2 separate regions of the Homo sapiens genome follow, and region 2 is linked to region 1. The links are chromatin loops, found by intact Hi-C in ENCODE. Cell type or tissue: heart right ventricle. All regions are shown on one strand. Links, peaks and the distances in the headings refer to the core of each region. The heading gives the core; the rest is flanking DNA. Region 1 has its middle 38 kb from the start of HDDC2. Region 2 overlaps LOC102723341 (a long non-coding RNA gene).

Region 1 (11,094 bases), core at 2,560-7,559:
CATCTTTTACCTGATTGGTATTGGATATCTTAAAAGAAAGGAGGCAAGGAGCTAACCACCACTATTGGGTTGGGAAACAGAAGAAAACCTACTATTAATACTCTGTCCACTTACTAACGAGAATGAGATTTGTTACTCCAAGGGATGATTATCTCCTACTGGTAGGAGAAATAAACTTAATTGTGATGATTGAAACAGAATTCTTTTTTAATCAAATATATTAAGAAGGGGTTGTTTAGATTTATTTGATGAACTTGCAACAATAATAGAACTCCTGACATAGGATTAAGTTAATGAGATTATTTTTATTATTGGCTATCTGAATACACCACCCTTTGGTTGTCCTCACTCACTGGCTGCTCCTTTGTAGTATTGTTTGCTGGTACCTTGTCCTCTGCTCTATCTGCAGATGATAGTATGTCCCGAAGCTCAATGCTGGCCCCTATTCACTTTTCCATCTAGGCCTATGGCTTCAATATCTATATGGTTTCCCAGTTTGTGACTCCAGGCTTCACCTGACACGTGAATGCCAGGTTCTTAGAAGCTACGGCATATCTGACACATCCACTTGGCTGTCTAATAGACATCTCAAACTTCACATGCCTAAAACCAGACTCTTGTTTCCCCATCCCCAAAGCTGCATCCCATCGCAATAATTGCTACCGCCATTCTCCTAGCTGCACAATCAGGAAGTCATCCCTAATTCTTCTTTTCCCCATATCTCCCTATCCAATCTACCAGCAATTTCTCTTAACTCTACTGCCAACCTACATCCTCCATTTGTCTATCTTTCTCCAACCCCACTGCTACTATCCTAATCGAAGCCGCCATTGTCTTTCACCTGGACTACTGCAGTAGCCCCCATCTGATAGCTCCACTTAGAGGCTTGCACAACTCAAATCTTTCCACACAGAGCAGCTAGAGTGATCTTTTGAAAATGTAAACGGGGACATGTCATTTCCTTACTTAAAGCCCTTCAGTGGCTTCCCATCAAACCTCAGAATAAAATCCAAACACCTCACCTTGACATAGCCCTGCCCCTGATTATGTCTTCTGCATAACATAACCCCCTTTACTCACACACTTTATCCATCTTTCTCTTCTCCAGAGAATGTTTCTCTCCCTAGAACCTCTGCTGAGAATGCTCTTCCCATGGAATTGTATGTCCTTGGCTTCTTTTGATACTCAGGTGTGAGATTAGATCTCACCTTCTAAGAGAAGCCTAGTGCTTTTCTCAATTCTTTCTATCATTGAACTTATCACTACTTGGTGATTTCTTATTTATTTACTTGTTTGTTTTCGTTTCCCTGCAACTGTATCATAAGCTTATGTGAGCTGAGGCCTTGTCTTCATGTCCAATGTTGCAGCCTAGTGCCTAGAAGAGCCCCCCTCTTCTAGTGCAGTGATGCTCAATGACTGTTGAATAAATGACAGAACCAATAAACATACTACTAGGAGCCCTGATCTGTTCTGGGATACCTGGAAAGACTTTCCTGAAGAATGTTGTCTGAGTGGAATTCTGAATGATGCACGGTAATCAATGGGAAGAATTCAGGGAGGAAAACAGGAGAGAAAAGTGTTCTAGACAGAGGAAACAATAAGTGCAAAAACCTGGAGTTGAGAGGAGCAAAGTGCATTGGTTACACCTTCATAGTAAGAAGGTACCATGTTTGGAGTGCAAGAAGGGGGACAGCAGTGTAAGCTGAAACTTACAGAAGTATTCCGGACTTCTAGGCCAAGTTGGGGATTTCAGGCTTTACTTTGAGAACTTCGGAAAACCATTGCACATTTGAACAGGCAGGTGGCATACTATTTGCTCTCCAAAAAGTTGCCTTTGGCTGCAGTGTAAAAAAAGAGGATGGGGTGGAAGTCAGTGTGGCTGTTGTCCTTCCTGCCATTAGACGGCTGCTGCAGTAATTTAGAGGAAAGATTATAGTAATTTGGACTAAACTAGTGGCGAAGGAGATGAAGAAATTAAAATAGATTCCAGAGATATTTAGGAGGTAAAATAAAATAGTGGCGTTTAATTAGATAAAAGTAGAATGATGAAGATGGAGAGAGATGGAGACGTTAAGCTTGAAGCACAGGTTTTTGACTTGGATGGAGGATAGCAACATTCCTGGAGGCAGGGACATGAAAGAGAGTTGGAATGACAAAAAATATCACCAGCTTGGTTTTCTGTATGTTCAGTTTGACTGTCTTTAAGATAGCCAATTGGGGATGTAGAGGCAGACAGTTTGATTCATCAGTAGATGCTCAAAGAAAAAGTATGTTGGGAAGGAGGTATAAATTCAAGAACACGGTGTACAGCCTATGAACACTTTGATAACAAAAACCACTCTGTATAATTTATATTTTCCATAAAGTTCAACACAAAAATATAAGCTACCGTAGCTACTGCAAATAGTAAATATGTATGAAAGGAAATGGTACAGATCATTTTAAAGAAGGAAAATAAATATTCACTGGGAAAGTGTCTTATTTAAAATATAGTTTTTAAAAGTAAATGATAGGAAGATCATATATTTAAAAACATTTTTAAATTTATTTTTTTGAGAGAAAATCTTGCTCTGCCACCCACACATGAGTGCAATGGTGTAATCTTGGCTCACTGCAACCTCCACCTCCCAGGTTCAAACGATTTTCGTGCCTCAGCCTCCCAAGCAGCTTGGACCACAGGCACACACCACCACACTCGGCTAATTTTTTGTATTTTTAGTAGAGATGGGGGTTTCATCATGTTGACCTGGCTAGTCTCAAACTCCCGACCTCAAGTGATCCGCTTGCCTAGGCCTCCCACAGTGCTGGGATTACAGGCATGAGTCACTGTGCATGGTCTATTTTAAGTTTTCTATAAACATTTTTTTTCTGCCAAAATTTGAAATTGGTTAAAAATTGTCACATTAAAAACTCCCCCAAAGCCAGGTGTGGGGGTTCACACCTATAATCCCCGCACTTTAGGAGGCTGATGTGGGCAGATCACTTGAGGTCAGGAGTTCGAGACCAGCCTGGTCAACATGGTGAAACCCTGCCTCCACTAAAAGTACAAAAATTAGCCGTGTGCAGTGGTGCATGCCTGTTGTCCCAGCTACTCAGGAGGCTGAGGCAAGAGAATCACTTGAACCCAGGAGGCAGAGGTTGCAGTGAGCCAAGATCGCACCACTGCACTCCAGCCTAGGCGACACAGCAAGACTCCCACTCAAAAAAAAAAGAAAAAAAAAATCCCCCAAAGACATCTTTGTTCATGGGCAAGTTTACTACAGTATCAAAATTAGGCTAGTAATGAGAAAAATATATGCTAAATAAAAATATTTTCTATAATCTATCACAGCTCTCTCTGGGTTGAAGAATCATAATGAAAGAGAACATTTTCCTTACTTCCAAAGCAGTGCACAAAGTAGTAATTGTCCACCTTGCAATTCTGACTAATCCTCCATGTTACTCAAAACACATACATTGATTACAGTAGGAGAGTAGGAGTGCATGAGCTTATTGTGCTTGAATTTGAATTGTTTTAAGTGAGACAGAAACCTGAGTGTGAAAGTGTGACAGAAGATACAGGAAGGATCATAAGTGTGAGGGTATCTATTTCATGAACGTGAGCTACAGTATTATTTTCCTAGGGTTGCCATACAAAACACCACAAACTGGGTGGCTTAAATATCAGAAATGTATTCTCTCTCTGGTCTGGAGTGTAGAAGTCCAATGTCAAAGTGGTGGCAGGGCCACTCTCCCTCCAAATCCTCTAAGAGAGGATCATTCCTTACCTCTTATACCCCCAGGCATTCCTTGGCTTGTGGCAGCATAACTCCAATGTGTATGCATCATCACACGGCTGTCTTCCCTCTGTGTCTATGTGTCTTTGCGTCTTCATATGGCATTTTCCTCCCTATGTTTCTGCTTTCTCTTTTTATAAGGACACCAGTCATATTGGATTAGGGCCCACCCTAACCAAGTATGACCTCATCTTAATTTATTACATCTGCAAATACCCTATTTCCAAACAAACTCACATTCACAGACACCAGGGTTTAAAACTTTAATATTTCTTTGGGGTGGGTGGCCAAAATTCAACCTGTAACATGAACCATGGATGCCAATGAAAATGTGTGTGTGAAGTTACAAGTGTGGGCTGAGTGTATGAGTGTGTGTGAGTTTTTGTGTGAAGGCGTGTGCACATAGTAAAGAACTATAACCAAGTAACCCATTCGTTGATCTCTAACCTGCTTCCAGGTTCTTGCTTTCAGTGGTTGCTTGGCTAGCTTTTATGCTGTCCCATGACTCCATTCACAATGAGTAATGGATAGTTTCCAGGCCTTCACTCCCACTTTTAATGAATACCAACGCTAATTAACTGACAGTAACATGTAGCTGCTCTTGGCTGCATGCATCTCTCACTGAGGTCATAATGGCTGTTGGTAATGTAATTTATTACTGTGTAAGGCACACTCTGGGACTCTCAATGTGAAGACTATTTTTGCAAGTGCCAAAGCATTGCAAAGCAGGCCTTTCATGGTAAGGTAATATGTTCCATAGCTTCTGGGCCTTGGCATAATGACGCATCAAAGTCACTATGACTTTGGTTCTACAGGAATCCTGTAAAGATTTCCAACCACTGTACCATCTGCTGGGAAGGACAGAAGACCACTGTTTGAAGAAGGACTATTGCTTAGATCCTGGAATCAGAAACAGCAACAGAACGTCCTAAATGATCAGAACACCACATACCATTATTATTGTTGTTGTTTGCCTTAGAATTGTTTTGAGAGTGACAAAATTACATCTCAAGGAGAAAAAACATCAAAGCAATACCAAGAATTTCTGTTTAGGGGAATAGAAGGCACTCAAGCCCTTGTATGTCCTACAATGAGGTCACTCAGGCAGCCTGCTTGAGGACCCAGCTCTGTACTCCCTGTGAACTCTACCAAATTAGCTTTACACGACGCAGCCATCTTGCTTCTCTAGAGGATCAAAGTAACTGGACCCAGGCCCAGTGTTCTGCTGATAACCAGTCACAGGATACGTTTGCACCCTGTTCTGCTCCTAGTACACCATGCTGCAGATTCCTCTGTATTTCCCAGTTTATATCCATACAGGGAACTTGGGTTCACATATTTCCTTCTATTATCTGAACTAATCTGGTGACCTGAGATCATTTATGTACCCTACACTCTTGTTACAATGCTCTGGAACTATGTAACTATTTTTTTCTCATGTATGGGGCTACTGTTCCCAACCAAGTCCTTTTATCCTTCCTATAATAACTTTTGTAATAGTAACAGCACCTCCTTGTAACACTTAAAATGCTTGTCTCACAAGGGCAGCCTGACAAGGGAAAGTATGTCAATATGATTTTTAAATGACAGCTGAATAGTGAAAAATCACAAGACTATCTAGTCAAAGTAATAACTAACAATAACAGTGAGAAAGATATATCACCATAAAAAATAAAAAATTGGAGAGAATAAGATGAGTTAGAATGGAATTTTAGCTGCTCAACAATGGGTGTCACTGGCTGATGTGCCACACTTGGCACGCTATATGAATACATAGTAACTGTGACCATAAAATATAGAAACTGACTTTTAAAAAATGCCAGAGCTTAAATATCCAAATTATTTTCCTCAACCCTGAAATCACGTGGTTTTTCCAGTGCTACTATATTTATCTAAAAGCCTTGTGAAACTACTCTTTTAGAAACACTGTTGAATTGAGTTTGTGAAAACTAAGAACAAAAAGCAGGCTCATTACTTTGTAGTCACATCTTAAATTTGTCATCAAAGTGTTTAATCATCTTGATTACTCATCATATTCAGAGAGTTAGTTCCAAGAAACCTGAAAAATCAAGCCAGATCTCTTTGAATGAACATTTACTGTCACATTTTTAACTTTATCAGATTTTCTTAATAACAAAAGTGATGTAGGCTCAGTAGAAGTCAAAAAAATGTATAAGGAAAAAATAATCTCCATTCTCTTTCCTTTTTCTAATCTTACTCTACTGAGCTAATATAATATCTATGCTAAAGAATAATTAACAGTTATCTGTATTAACCTGGAGGGATGTCAAGATATATTTTAAATAAAAAAGAAAGAATGATATATAGTCAGCACTTCACGTCTACAGGTTCCACATCTGAGGATCCAAGCAACCACAAATAAAAAGTATTTGGAGAAAAAATAAATAAAAATGACAATACAACAATAAAAATAATACAAATAAGAAAAATAAGAAAAACAATATTCTGTAACAACTACTTATAGCATTTACATTGTATTAGTATTATAAGTAATCTACAGATGATTTAAAGTATATGGGTTATATGAAAATACTATGCCATTTTATATCAGGGACTTGAGCATTGCAAACTTTGGTATCACACAGGTCCTGAAACCAATCCCCTGAGGATACCAAAGAATGACTGTATACAGTATGACTCTATGTTTTTAAAAAATTGTATCTATACATGTATAGATCTATAGTATGGATATACCAAATTTTATTCAAACACTGCCCTGTAGATGGTCAGGATATTTGCAATTTATTGCCTCTACAAGAAATGCTGCCAGAGACTTCCTTAATCATGAGCCTTTATGCCTGGGTGCCTTTATTTCTGTAGAAGAGATTCCCTAAGGTAGAATTGCTGGGTCAAAATGTACATATCATTACCCCTAGGAAGAGGAAAAATGCACAGAATTAATAAAGCGTTACTGAAATTTAATTAATAGAAAAATTTAAAGCCCAATCTGTGTTTCCCTGTGCCCATGACCAGAGAATACAAGTCATATAATTTAGTGTCTCCAACCATTCATGAGAGAGAGAATACTCTGAATACTTTGCACAATAAGAAAAGCCAAGGTCATTACTGGAGAAAGGTTCTAGTGGGCTTCATAATGTATACATACTGAGTGCTTCCTCTCTGCCAGGGATAGTCATAGGCATAAGAGACATAGAAATGGATAAACTGGTCCCTGGTCCCAAGGAGGTTAAGGGTCTGATAGAGGAGACAGACCAGGAATCACATTTACAGTACACTGTGAGAAGAGTGATGACAGAGACATGTACAGGTTGCACTGGAAACCCAGACATGGGTCACCCACAGTTCTTAAGATTGTCTAAAATACATGCAGAGTCATCACACATAGCCAAGAAAGCACATACAGCTGAATGTACAATTTGCTAAAAAGCTCAGTGATTAAGTACTAAAAGCTCAATGATTAAGTCAAGTGGCAAGACACGGGCCAATAAATGATCTAATAACAAGTTAAACTTTACAAGGTTATATTTAAGTTCTTTATTTTGAGAGGCCTAAAGACAGACTTACATATATTTATAGTGTAACTTTATAATGCTCATATTGGGGATAGGAACAAACACAACTTTCCAACTTGTAAAATCAATTTATTAAATGAAATTTTTTTTGACCCCCAGTATATCCACATCCATATAATAATAAGACATTGTATAATGGGTTTTGACCATATTTCTACAATCTTAATAAGCAAAAGTCATTGAAAACACAACTCTTACTTTATGATTTGGTTTTTGTTGACAGGAGTGGATTTCCACATGACACAACAATTACTGTTTAATTTAGCTTTAAAGATGAGCTATAAAATAAAAGAATCCAGGGAATATATTTTTAAACTGATGATGTGTTGGCTTCAAGAACATCTGCATAATCCACTTAGAAGGAAATGGTAAATGATGTGAGTGTAAAGAAGCACTTCATAAAACATTTCCATCAATGCTTTTTTTTTTTGAGACAGAGTCTCGCTCTGTTGCCAGCTGGGGTGCAGTGGCGAAATCTCAGCTCACTGCAACCTCCTCCGCCTCCCGGGTTCAAGCGATTCTCCTGCCTCAACCTCCTGAGTAGCTGGGATTACAGGCACACACCACCACGCCCAGCTAATTTTTGTATTTTTAGTAGAGACGGGGTTTCACCATGTTGGCCAGGCTGGTCTCGATCTCTTGACCTCGTGATCCAACTGCCTTGGCCTCCCAAAGTGCTGAGATTACAGGCGTGAGCCACCGTGCACAGCCCATCAATGCTTATTTTTAATCTAAAAATATATAGTGTATAAAAGCAAAAATTTAACACTTGAGCTTTTCTTTGGAAAACTCTGGTTTTCTCAGTCTCCCTGCCTATGCCCAACAGAGGAGAGAGATTTGCTCGTTTTACATTTGTTTCTATAACATAAAGAATTCTTAAATAGTTTGCTTAAGTGAAATATTGTATACCTACACTGAGCACCTTCTCACAAAGGAATTAAAAATCAGATTTTCCCCCCCAAGGTCATTTTGCAAGGACTACAGTATATCAGTGCATAGCACTTATCTACACACCCTCAGACAATTCCTTCTTCCCTCCATCTCTCCCTTTCTTCCCTCCTTCCTTCCTTGCTTCCTCTTTTTTTTCAACAGTATTAAGCAGTAACAATTGAATGCTTATCATGGTGCTATCTACACAGATTCCAAAAGCAATCTATTCCATTAAAGGGTTTCATAACACAGTGCAGTATTAGATTATAAATATACATAATTACGTTTAGAAGAGTTGAACACTTCTGGTTCAGTGTTGTTTAATAATTATATCAATAGTATGAATGATTAAATAGAAGTCTGGTTTCCTAGGAAGCAAAACTGTTCTTCTGCCCTTGAGGATAAGTTCTGAATCCCAAAAGATCATAGTAAATTGGAAATGTGGTTAGATGAAAATAGATTAAAATCAATGAGAAAAACTGCCTGCTAATTTAGAAGTAGGAAAACTATACTATTCGAATGAAATTATTCAGAATAGCTTTTTATGTGAAACAATGACAGAAAAGTATCACTTGCAGTGAATACAAAATGATTATTATAGTCATGTAGAATAGTCACTAGTCACTTTTTCAGGGTGAGCATAATAGTTTGTAGGAGTCCAGAGGTAGTTCTTGCTTGATATTCACTCACAATATTACCAAAGCACACTAATCAGTTGGGATACACTAATTCAAAGAAACACTGACAAGCTTATAGAAGACTCACAGATATGTCTATATTTGTGATATAAATATTAATTTTTTAATAGAGGCATTAAGTAGCCCCTGAGTATATTCACAGCATGACTCCACAGCGCCATTCTCTATCCCCGTTGAGGATGGACAAGGAGGTAAAGGAAACAGACAAGGAATAAAAGCTGCCTCTGTGGTTTGAGATCAGATCAATTCCTCATCTTTCTGAAATGTTTGCATGGTCCTTCCTAGAAATGGAAAGGAGCAAAAATCAAAACACTGACTTTAAAGCTATTTAATAAGCAAGCAGCTTGTCAGGAACTGTGAAAGCATAGCTATATTTCTTCCAACTTTTGATTAGAGAAATCTGTAGATATGGATTACTTACATATAACAGAGGCTTATAATGTACCCGAGGGAGAGTTTTATGTTTTATTTATTCTTTTGTTTTATAATCTTCCTTCCATCACATTGGGTTTTAAACACTTTTCAAGGATTCTGGGTAGCTGCTAGTGAGAGATGTATGGTTTTTAAATATTCTTGAGTCCTCTCATAAAGCACAGGCAGAGCAAGTATGATAGCAAAACCATAATCCCTTGGGCAATGTGCGCAGCAAACAGGTGACAAGATATCCCCTACAAACCCCTAGATACTGGGAGACGAAGCACCCACAGCTGCAAGACCAATGCAAGGTCATCCTCAATGAAGGAAGAAGTAAGGTCAACTGGGAATCGGCATCCCTGAGAATAAGAGAACCCAATGAACACTCCCTGGAGGCCCCGTGCCAGCTGAGAGAGTGGCTTAGGTTACTTTTGTTCCACCAAAGCTCCCTTCCAGGACAAAATCCCACAATGAGGAGAAATTGCTAGGGGAGAATCCAAATTGGGCAGGATGCGGCAAAAGGAACAGAAGAAAGAGAAGGTTCCGATACGTTCCATGAAAACAACAGAAAAGGGGACATTAGAGGCCTCAAATTAGAAAAGCTACCCTAACTACCATCCCACTGGAAATGATGGAAAGCTCATTTTCCTTAAAAATTAACATCCAAAAAAACATGAGAGTTGAACTTATACAAAGATATTACTTGAGACAGAGAGAGGCAAAACACCTAGGCAAACAATTAAAATGTGTCAAAAGGAATACTTACAAAAGATAAAAAGTGTAATATAATATTTAGCAGCCACTTAGATGAAACACAATAGAAGACAATAAAGAATAACAAATCAGAATTAAGAAAAACTAAAAAATGAGATAACTGAAGAAAATGAAAATTTGAAAAGGCGACAGAATTTATAAAAGATTTTAAAATAAAATAAAAATAATATCATAACGTAAGACTAAACTAGAAGGGATACAAGAACAAGTAAATACAACCAATAATACCTTTATGAATTAGATGACTCCACAAACTAGAAATAGAAGGGAACACCCTCAACCTGATGAAAGGCATTGATGAAGAACTCACAGCTAACCATACTTAATGATGAAAGACTGAAGTTTTTCCCCTAAAATAAGAAATAAGGCAAGGACATCTGCTCTTACCACTTCTATTTAACATTGTGCTGGAGGGTCCAGCCTGGAAATTAGGCAAGTGAGTAGACTAAAAGGTATTCTGATTGGACATGAAAAAATAAAACTATCTCTATTTGAAGATGACATAATCTTGTATACAGAAAATCTTAAGGAATCCATTAAAAAATGATAGAACTAATATATGAGCATAGCAAAGTTGTATGATACAAATAAGTATACAAAAATCAATTATATTTCTATAGAGTTGCAAAAAACAATCTAAAAATGAAATTAACCCAGCAATCTCATTTATAATACCATCAAAAGAATAAAATGCTCCCAATCAAAATCCAAATTACATTTTTTACAGAAATAGAAAAAAAATCCTAAATTTCATATGGAAACAAAAAGACCCTGAATAGCCAACATAATCTTGAAAAAGATGAACAAAGCTGGAGACATCACACTTTCTGATTTCAAAATAGATTGCAAAGCTACAGTAATTAAATCAGTATGGTACTAGTATAAAGACAAACATGTAGATCAATAGAACCAAATAGCCCAGAAAAAAACCATGTATATATAGTCAAC
Region 2 (11,094 bases), core at 3,491-8,490, 95 kb before region 1:
GGAACCACTGTAGTATATGCAGTCTGTTATTGATTGAAACGTTACACAGTGCATGACTATGCATGGTTTTTGGATTAAATGAAGGCTCAAGAAGACAGACAGAAAAGCAGATAAACAAGAGTGCAGTGCACAGATAGAGGAGGTCCATCTTGGTCAGGATGAGTTAAGGAAGGTTTTACAGAAAAGAAAATATTGAAGCTGGACCTTGAAAGCACCATAGGTAAGTGCAAGGTGGAACACAGAGGAGGAATCACACAGGCACAACCCGATGAGCTGTGCTTGGAGCCTGATGGTTGGAACATGAGATGAGCATAGAAGCTTGGTGGGAAGTGAGGTAAAATAGATGGAAAATAAAGAATTTTCCTGCCATAATAAAGACTCTGGGGTTTAACTCTTGTGGATAAAGTATATTTGAAGAAGTTTATGCACGTAGGGAGATGCGATTAGTTTTCGCAATTAGAAGGTCATTGCAATTGCCCAGACAAGAAACAGTAAGGGCCTGAACTAAGGCAATGGACAGACATGAACCATTTTAGCATATTTTTAGGAATAAATACCCATATAATTTTGCAGCTCAATATCTTAAGGTTCAGTTGCAGGGAACAAAATCTACTATTCTGGCTAGATTAAGCAGAAAGAATTTTTTTTTTAAAAGAGTATACATGGCTAAAAGAATGTTTGGAAGGGCTAAACAATCAGATCCTGGGCTGAATTTCTAGAAATAATTCCCAACGTTACACAACAGAACTTGGCTGCCAAGGGAGTCGCTTCTCTTGTTGTGAGCATAAAAACCAATTGATCAATTGGGAAGTTGCTGGAACAACCAAGTTGTCTGTTGTAAGGTACACCAGCAAAGTGGATGCCTTGTTTCCTACTTTTATCCTTTCTAAGCTCAGTTCTGAACCAAGCCTCATATAAATATGTCTGGTTAGTGGAATCTAAATCATAAAAAAATCTAGCTTCAAAGGCATCTGGGAAACGTCATTGTTTAATTTGCAGGTTTTTTTGAGTACAAGAAGACACAGTAGAAAGAGATTTGAATAGATATTGAGCATGCAAATAGCCACCAATATATCCACTATAGAGACAGTTAAATGTTGGGGGTAAGAGTGAAGGTTTAAGGATGATTTTCTGGCTCAATTCAGGTGACTGGGATACCAATAACTGAGCAAGGAAATAGAGGAAGGAGAAAGGCAGCTTTGGCTTTGGTTTCAGATATGCTTGGTTTAAGATGCCAGCAGGTCACACAGGTGGAGATTCCCAGCAGGCAGTTGGATAGACATTTAGCAGAAGTCAAAAATTTGGAGATCTTTTCTTAGACAATAGATAGAGTTAGGAAATAAACTAGATAATCCAAATAGATCATCATAGTAAAATGAAAGAGGGTCGATGATGATACCTATAGAACACCAATGTTGGATTATAGTGTTAAGAAGCAGTCCACAGTATATATTTTGGAATGATGTAATGGGGGAAAAATCAAGAAAGTGCTATTTGCTATTCTGACACCAAGGCATGAGAAAATGGCAGAAACAATGTCAAATGCTGCAAAGATGTCACATAAGGACTAGAAAAATGTCACTAGAAGATGACAATAATAAAGATGCTTGTAACCAATTAGAGAAATAACTCTGTTGGTGGAATGGCAGGTAGAGAAATCATTCAGTGAATTGTGGGGCAATTTGACAATGAAGAAGTGGAGACAAGAGCTAAAGAAGCCAAATTTAAGGAGTTTGACTATGAAAGGCATGGGAGCAATAAGGCCGAAGATGAGAAAACTGAGGAATGAAATTTCTTTTCTTTTTTCCTTTTTTCTTTCTTTCTTTTTTTTTTTTTTTTGAGATGAAGTCTCACTTTGTTGCCCGAGCTGGAGTGCAGTGGTGTGAACTCGGCTCACTGCAACCTCCACCTCTTGGGTTCAAGTGATTCTCCTGCCTCAGCTGCCAAATGATTCTCCTGCCTCAGCTGCCCAAGTAGCTGGGATTACAGGTGCATGCTGCCAAGCCCGGCTAATTTTTGTATTTTTACTGAGATGGGGTTTCACCATGTTGGCCAGGCTGGTCTGAACTCCTAATCTCAAGTGATCCACACGGCTCGGCCTTCCAAAGTGCTGGGATTACAGGCATGAGGCGCCGTGCCCAGCCAGAAAATAATTTTTAAGATGAGAGAAATTTAAGCAGGTTTACAGGCTAAAAAGAAGAATCCAGAAGAGAAGGGAACATTGAGGATGCAGAACAGAAGGGACTCTATGGAGCAAAAATCTAGGAGAGACAGTGTAGTAGACAGAAGAGTATGAAGATGTCCATGTCCTAGTCCCCAGAACCTGAGAATATGCTACCTTCCATGGTACAGGGGACTTCGCATGTGTGATTAAGTTAAAGATTTTGCCATGAAGAGATTTTCCTGGATTAGTTGGATTGGCCCAATGTAATCACAATCTTATAAAATAAAATTAAAAATGAAGCCCCCAGAAGGAGTTTGCCCTGCCAACACCTTGACTTCAGCCAAGGCAAACTGATTTTGGACCTCTACCTCCAGAATGGTTAGAGAATAAATTTGTATTGTTTTAGGACCCCCAATTTGTGGTAATTTGTTATAGCAACAATAAGAAACTAACATAGGCAGGAATCACTGAATCAAAAACAAATGTAGGCATTAGCTCTAAGAAGGTGGGAGAAAAAGTATCCTTCACAGAAAAAGGAAGAAAGAAAGTAAGGATAGGATGGGATGAAGATGTCTTTGTACATACGTAGCACTTGTGTATGGGTGTGTGTTCTACAAAAAGCAGAGCAAGGTTGGAGGCAGGAAAGATGAGTTTCTTGAAGGATGTTGGAGACACGTAATAATGATTTCTCTATTTTCTCAATAAGACAGTAAGTAAGGCTATTTTCTGAAAGTAAGAGAACAGTATGCAATTGCAATATTAATAGAGTTCTGCAAATCATACCTTGTCATTAAGTATTGGGTAAAAGGTTTTTGTTGTTGTTGTTGTTGTTGTTGTTTTTGTTTGTTTGTTTGTTTTGAGACAGACTCTCTCTTTGTCACCCAGGCTGGAGTGCAGTGGTGCGATCTCAGCTCATTGCAACCTATGCCTCCCGGGTTCAAACGATGCGTAGTATGGCAGCAATTAAGATGGAAGTAATGAGGAAAAGGAATACTTATCAATGGAGATTAGAGAGAGCCAAGGTAGGAAGATTTTTAAGAAGAATTTGACGTAACAGACGAATATTAAAACAAATAATAATAATACCTCTAATCCTTTGCATTTGACCAGTTCTCTTTGGCAGTTCTCAGTAGCTACAGAAAAGGTGAATTGCATGATTGAGATAGGATTTAAGGCATGTTGATGGCAGACAGTGAGTAATCTGGAGATCTGGTGTGCTGGTAAAATAGTTGAGTGATGTACAATGGGGTATAGTCTAGTTAAAAAGAAATTGATTAAGAGAGGACTGATAGAGAAAAAGAAGGGTCATGGGAAATGAAGTTTCAATAAAATAGGGAGTAGCTGTGTACCAATCATATGAAAGTGAAATAGGTGGATATGAAGGATGTCGTGAGGTTAGTCAGAGTATTCCAAGATAAAGAGCACTGAGTTACATGGAAGACATTGGTGGGGCTTACTCAACAGTGAGGCTTCTCATCTAATCTTTTTTTTTTTTTCCTTTCTAGCAGAAATTCAATTTTGCTCAGGTACCCTTTTCTTTGTTCAGGTAATCAGCAAGGTTGATTCCTTCCTCAGCCCTAGGGGTCAAATCATGATTGGCTAAGCCAATGGTCTCAAATTTTAGTGTACACTGGAATCACCTGGAGGGCTTCTTGAAACGCAAATTGCTGGGCTCCCTCCTGGCATTTCTCACTCACTTGGTCTTGAGTGAGGCTTGAGAATTTGCAGTTTTAACAAGTTTCTAGGTGATGCTAACGCTGCTAGTCTAGAAGTGGCACTTTAAGAATGACTGGTATAAGCCAACCATGGTGATCTAATCCCCCTCGTTAGTTTAGGCATGGCCATGTGACTAAACCCTAGCCAATGATAACCTAGGGGAAGTCTCCTGTTGAGGTTCCTAGACATGTTTTCCATCTAATATATGGAGACATGAAAGGAAAGAAGTCTTCTTCTTCAGTGAACATGTTTACTTATGAGGTCCCTGGAAGAGCTCCAGCCATTGTAGCCATGAGGACAGGAATTGCCAAAACCCTGAGGATGATGAATACATACTTAGATGGTTTTTACCCCCATACTTAACAACCTCTTTGTGCTACTGACCCACTCTGGAATCACACTTCCTCTGGGCTTGTACTATGTGAGATAATAGATCATCAATGCTTAATCTCCTTTTAGTTGGATTATCTGTTTCATGGAGCTGAGTGTATTTCATTGATACGAATATAATTTTATCTACCTGATAAGCAAATAATTCAAAGGACTAGAGTATCCATTGGCTGATAATGATGTGGGAGAAAATTTGTTGCCAGAGAGAATAATAATCTTTTAAATATGTAATCTGGAGGTATTTATTAAACTTAAAAATACATAAACATTTTAGTGTAAAAATCTTTCTTCCTGAAATTTATCTTATGGAAATAAAAGTACTCATATGAAAAAATACATAATTAAGAGTATTTATTGTAATTTTTGTCTAATCTAAAGTAGAAAGAAATAACATACATGTCAGTAGGGGAATATTGAATCAATTGTGATATATTTACTCTATGAGGTAGTATGCAACTCTTTTAAAAAATTATTTAGGTTTATATCTATTGACCTGAAGAGATACCCCTAATATGCTGTTAATTTGCAAAGAGGTGTATATAATTTTAAAAAATAATAAATCTCAAATATATATTTGTTTAAAATGCAAAAATTAGCCAGGCATGGTGGCGTGTGCCTGTAATCCCAGCTACTGGAGAGGCTGAGGCATGAGAATTGTTTGAACCCAGGAGGCAGAGGTTGCAGTGAGCCGAGATCACACCACTGCACTCCAGCCTGGGTAACACAGAAAGAGTCTGTCTCAAAAACAAAAACAAACAAACAAAAAAACACAAAACTCTTATCCAATACTTAATGACAAGGTCCAACTTGCAGAACGCTATTAATATTGCAAATATATAAAAATTAATGTTGCATATGGACAAGGAGTAGATGATATCAAAGGCAAATTGAAGCATTCATTAAATTAGATTATGTAGTATGGGAAAATTTTTCTTTTTGATTTCAATTATGTTAATTGGTTGCATTAAGGTGACATTAAACATGTGGGACGTTGAAATTTAAAAGTGCAATTGGCAAGGCTTAAGGTATAACAATTGGTATGGACTGGGAAAATAAAGTGAGGGTGAAAGTCCCTGGAGGTGAGGACAACAAAGACCTTTACATCTTTTGCCCAGAAGTCACCAGAGAAAATTCCTCCTGGTGATAACCTGAGCCAAAGTCCTCAATAAAGGAGGGAGAGTTTCCGGGAAAGTGATGGATGACAGAGAAGAGAAAAGAAAAATGACATGAACCTAAAACAGAATTCAGCAAGAAGCTGGGAGACTTTCATTAAGGCAATTTGCTACAATGGGCGTTTTTTGAAATGGCCAAGAATACTCTTGCTTTTCCCTCCCATCCTCCCCCATTCCCTGATTTCAATTACTAAGTGGAGTTTGGGCTCCATTGGGCTGCTCTTTCTGTAGACTCCAACAGGTCAAGTTCTATCATTGCACCTCTACCTGAGCTGCTCCCCAAATCCTATAACCCTGCTTCTGCTTTTGGGCCTACACTCATCCCTCAGGGTAAACTGGAAGTACTTTTGTCTTCATGACTTCCTTGCAGTTCTGACCCCAAAAGTGTGCTCCATATATGAACTCCTAACATAGCTTGGCACTTCTTTGCAGATGGTCATTTATTCCTCCTCAGTGGTTCTCTATCTGTAAATCTTGTTTCATAAGAGCAGTGCCAAAACTTCATCATTCTCTTCAAGCCTTTTGCTCTATCAAGTCCTCATCCTTTTTTCCTTTTTCATTTCACAGAGAGAATAAGATATCAGCTGGAAAACCTCTCACCTTTCTCTCTCTCTTCCGAGTCCTCCTTCATGTTGGCTCATCAAGGAGGAGGTGTCCCTCCATGTGTCAAAGACAGGATCTACTGGCACCTGGATTTTCTTCTGTTATTCACTGAGCTTCTTGATGTTCCAGCAGTATCCTAGTTGCTGACCAGACAGTAATGAATCACACAAATGTAGCCCCTGTCCTCACAGAGGTTAGGATCTGATGGAGAGCAGGCATTTGTAATTATAAATAGGATGAGTGTTACGTCATGCAGGGATTCTCTCTCCTCCTGTCTTCTTGGAAACTGCTAATGATTATCTCCTGCTGTCTTTATTATCTCTAAACTCTTTTCTATAACATCCCCCAAATGAACATTTATATTTGGGGTCTCATCTTAAATGTAACAATTCCTTTACCCATACTTTTCTTCAAATACAGTTCTACGTTTTCCTCCATTCCACAGCAAGACATCTAGAAAGAGTTGCTTATGATCACTGTATTCTTTATAGTACTTCTCCTTGACACTTGGCTTCTGAAACACTCCCCTGCTGCCACCACCACATCCCAGAACCTCTCTTACCAAAAACGATGACTGTGACTTTGGTGAACTCAATGCACATCTTTCAGTTCTTGTTTGACCTCTTGGCAATGTTTAATGTTGTTATCACTGCCTGCTTTTCCAAACCATCTTTGTTTGGCTTTAGATATTCCACAGTCTCCCCAATTCCTCTCACCACTTTTGCTCTCTATTTTCATCTGCCTTTCAGGTTCATCTTCCACCATTAGACATTTAAGGTTCCAGGTCTCCCTGCTTTCACTTGATATTTTTTACCTAGGCAATCTCATCCATTTGTAACCCCTAGGTTAACATCTCCAGATGACATTTCTGTTAGAGTAGGCAGCTTAAGTCAGGCATGAGCAGGGCAGGAGGGGCCCTTGCTTGACCAGGAATGTCATGAGACCATCAGGTGATGGTCAGGCGGTTGTTAAGCTGGCTCTCTAAAATAATAATTGGTTGCAGCTGACGCCAGGAAAAGGCCTTCTCTCAATAGGTGGAAAACCTGAAACTGGTGACCTGCTTCCTGAGGAGATCTCAGGAGTTGGGCAAATGGGCTCAGGCATGTGCACTAAGGGGCAAAATGGATGATGACCTTCCTCTAGGGGCACTGGATGGGTAAGGGGAAAATGCCTCAAGTGAGCATGCGTACAACTTTAGTAAACATACCATGCCCATGCTCCCCTCCCAATGCTGGCAGGCCACTGTGCATGCAGACAACCCACCCCAAGGGAAGAATCGGGGAGAAGAGATGCAAGACCCCAGAAGCATGCCAGTGAATAAAACTCCAAGCCACAGGTCAAACAGTGCACTTGATCTCTCAAGTCTCCTGCTTGATCCTCTTCCAAATGTACTTTACTTCCTTTCATTCCTGTTCTAAAGCTTTTTAATAAACTTTCATTCCTGCTCTAAAACTTGCCTCAGTCTCTCACTCTGCCTTATGCCCCTTGGTCAAATTCTTTCTTCTGAGGAGGCAAGAATTAAGGCTACTGCAGACCCATATGGATTCGCTGCCTGTAACATTTCCACATTTATATTTCCAGTTCAGATTCCCTCTTGGAATTTCAGACTAGTAAATCCAACAGCCTTTGTGCAATTCCCTCTGGGAATGTTTCTCAGAATCCTGGACCAGCTTAGGGCCCCTTATAATGTGCTCCCATATCACCTCGTATTTCACACTATTCTTGTTTTTTTTTTTTTTTACTACTTTGTTGTGACTTTATTATCTGTATTCATCCCTGGAGTATATTCTATGAAGGCAGGAACCCCAGACAATGTCTGTCTTATTCATCACTGTATCTGCAGTATCCAGTAAAGTGCTTGGTATGTAATGTTAAGTTTAGCCTACAGCTAGCTGCCTCCTTACATGCTTTAAGTTCAGGCTAATGGTTTCTGCATACAAAGTGAACTGTAACCTAACTGGATTGGTAAACAGACTGCAACCTGCTCTTGCACCAATCACTGAGTTTTGGCCAATCACAGGAAGTCAGCGGTTCAAACTGTATTCAAATAAGGCAAATGCTCAGCTGTAACCAATCCAACAATCCAACTGTTTCTGTACCTCACTTCTGTTTTCTGTACATCACTTTCCTTTTTCTGCCCATAAATCTTCTCTGACCCGTGGCAGTGCAGAGTTTCTCAGAATCTATTCTGGTTCACAAGGAGTCGGTGGTGGGGATGTCGGGGGTGGAGGGAGCTGCTGGATTCTCGAATTCTTCTTTGCTCAGATAACCTCTTTTAAATTTAATTTATCTAAAGTTTTTCTTGTCACAGTAATTACTACTGATTGAAAGCCTGGGTTGATAAATTTAACAATTCAATTTAAGCCATTGTTAGAGTTATCTCATTTGTTTTAAAGAGCATCAATATTAGCATGCATTTTATCTGTTGCAGTATCATAGTCTTTTCATGACTGATACTTTTGTCAAATACAATAAAAACAAATTACTAGAAAAATGAAGCAAACAATAACAAAAAAGACACACAAAATGCATGTCCACATTTTTCATTACTAGATTCAACAGACTTGATATTATGAAAGGTTTCTAAATGTTCCCTCTCAATTTCTGTAATTTTCTTGGTGCTGAACAGTGACAAAGAGTTCACAGACCAGCACTGGACAGCAGATCCTACTTGGAGTAGCCCTGGACTCAGTGACAGAGGTAGTCACACCTCTTAGCTTTTTTGCATTTTTCCTAGTCATTTTATTTGCTGAATAACTCCCTCTCATAATTGTAAGGAAAGAAAAATAATTTTCTCTCTACCCTGAATAGTTCTTAATCAGTGTGAACCCCTGTAACAAAAGACAGAGTAACAAGAGAGAAAAAAACCAGAAGTTTATTAGCATGTATGCCTCATATATACATGGGAAACACCCTGAGAAATGAGTAAATTACTAAAAGGTGGCTTTGAAATCAGGCTTTAATAGCCTCACCTGCTGAAACAAAGGAAGGAGGATGTGGGGGGGAGGCCCAGCAGATCATGGTAAGCAAGGGTAAGATGTGTTATGTAGATTTAAGTCAGTGCCTTTTCCATTGATGAGTCTCTAGTAATTTTTGTCATTCTCTGCTTCATGGTACAGAGAGGGAGGCATCTTTACAAATGGAGATTTCCTTTATAGAAATAAATTTCCCTTATAAAAGAATAAAAGAGTAACTTGTCCAGTCAGCCCTTCCTACCCCTGGGTTCCACATCTGTGGATTCAACCAACTCTGGTTTGAAAATATTTGAGAAAAAAACAAGCATCTGTACCAGACATGTACAGCCTTTTTTCTATTCATTATTCTCTATGTAATACAGTATAACAACATAGTTGTTTATACAGCATTTACATTATATTAGATATTATAAGCAATCTAGAGATGATTTAAAGTATATGGGAGGATGTGGATAGGTTATATGCATATATTATGCCATTTTATATCAGGGACTTGAGTATCCATGGATTTTGCTGTCCATGGGGGTCCTGGAACCAATCCCCCACAGATACTGTGGGACAACTGTACTCTGATTTCAGAGCATCTCTCATGTCTGCAGTTTCTCAAAATAATCCTTGTGCCAAAAAGGCATATTTTGAGATGGCTTGTTCTCGTCTCCTACATAGTTAAACCCTAAAGTGGCAGTGGAGGGTACAGATGTCAAGCAGGTGCTCTGAGATGGTGGGGAACATCAGTGTGCATGTGTGCCACAGGGGACCTGCCAGGCTGCTTGTGCTATGTGACTATTGTAGTCCTAATAGAGTTGCCACAGAGTCAGGGCCCACTGTTGTGCAGCCTTATCCTTGGCACTGAATGCTTTAAAACCAAAGGACTTCCTGAAAAACTCTTATCCTTTCATAGCTTATCACTACTGTCTCCAGAATCCTTCAAATATTACAATTTTTATGACCTTTAGAAAATGCTTGCACTGTTTCTAATAAACATGGGAACTGCAACTTCTCATGGAATTGCCAACTGTTTTATTTTTTTCAAATTTTCTAAGACCAAATATCTATGGATACAAAAAGTTCAGCATGACAAGATCTACTGTTCTCCCACATAATTTTTCATGGTAAGACTATGGGGAAGTTTCAACCTCTTCCCTTTTGTCAATTTTGGAGTATTTCTTTGTTTCATATTTGAACAACCAAAAAAAGCCCAGCCACACACCAGAACCTCATTTTATCTCAAGCAGAAGCTGCTGAACAGAAAGCTCAGCTTTTAAAAGTCTTGTTAGGATTGCCAGATTTAATAAATATAAATGCGAGACATCTAGTAAAATTTGAATGTGAGATAAACAACAAAACATTTAATATGGACATGGACATGATGGGCCTGTCCTTTGTGTGGAATACACTTATACTAAAAATTTATTCTCAATTTTCAGTCAAATTTAATTGAATGTCTTGTATTTTATCTGGTAATGCTGTCTCATGTAAATTATTTTGTTTAGATGGGAACGTTTTCCTATGTTACTACTGTGTGGTTTTTGTCTTGTTTTTTTTGAGGTTTGGTGGATTTTTTTCACTACTTGAACACACTTTTTAAAAGGCTCTCTGCCACTTCCAGCTCATTATCAATGACGCCATTAGCATCACCATAGCTTTAAATTATGTTAAAACAGGATTAGAACTACTGACAAATTGTAAAAGCAAGAGACTCCCAAGGAAGTAAGGATCAAATTATGATCAAGAAAGGAAAGGAAGGAAATGCCAGCCTCAGTCTGTAGATAATGCTCAGCATAGTGAATGCTCTGTGATAGAGTCAGACACAGAATACCCTTGGGAGGCCGATGGGCACTCAGCCTCACATTTCACAGATGGAGAAACTTGAACACAAAGGAAGTTAGTGGCTTTTTCAGTGGGGCAGGAAGCAGGTGTGTAAAGGAATGGGAGAAGAGAAGAGAAAAAAAGTCTTCCAAAACTCAGTCTTACCTACCAAAGCATGAAGAACACAGACATCACAAATATGTGGATATTTTTATTAAAATATTCTTCTATCTGGGCATGCTGGCATGCTCCTGTATTCTCAGCT

What was found. Peaks named below come from ENCODE experiments on the same cell type or tissue, not always from the same donor. Only the 100,000 strongest peaks of a DNase experiment are listed, where the experiment ranks them.
Region 2: it touches region 1 in a loop (2.0-fold over the local background); 1 of 110 quality-filtered maps calls a loop at or near these places.

Annotation. Positions count from the first base shown.
Region 1 is chr6:125,334,519-125,345,612 of GRCh38, reverse strand. No RefSeq gene overlaps it. Among named protein-coding and RNA genes, the nearest start is that of HDDC2, 38 kb to the right of the region's middle. In heart right ventricle, for the core only: no CTCF peak of the experiment used is centred there; a DNase peak (open chromatin) is centred at 4,972; H3K27ac peaks cover 1,764 bases.
Region 2 is chr6:125,430,172-125,441,265 of GRCh38, reverse strand. All of the region lies in intron 1 of LOC102723341 (a long non-coding RNA gene), which reads left to right. Among named protein-coding and RNA genes, the nearest start is that of HDDC2, 130 kb to the right of the region's middle. RefSeq lists an enhancer at 8,178-8,247. In heart right ventricle, for the core only: no CTCF peak of the experiment used is centred there; no DNase peak of the experiment used is centred there.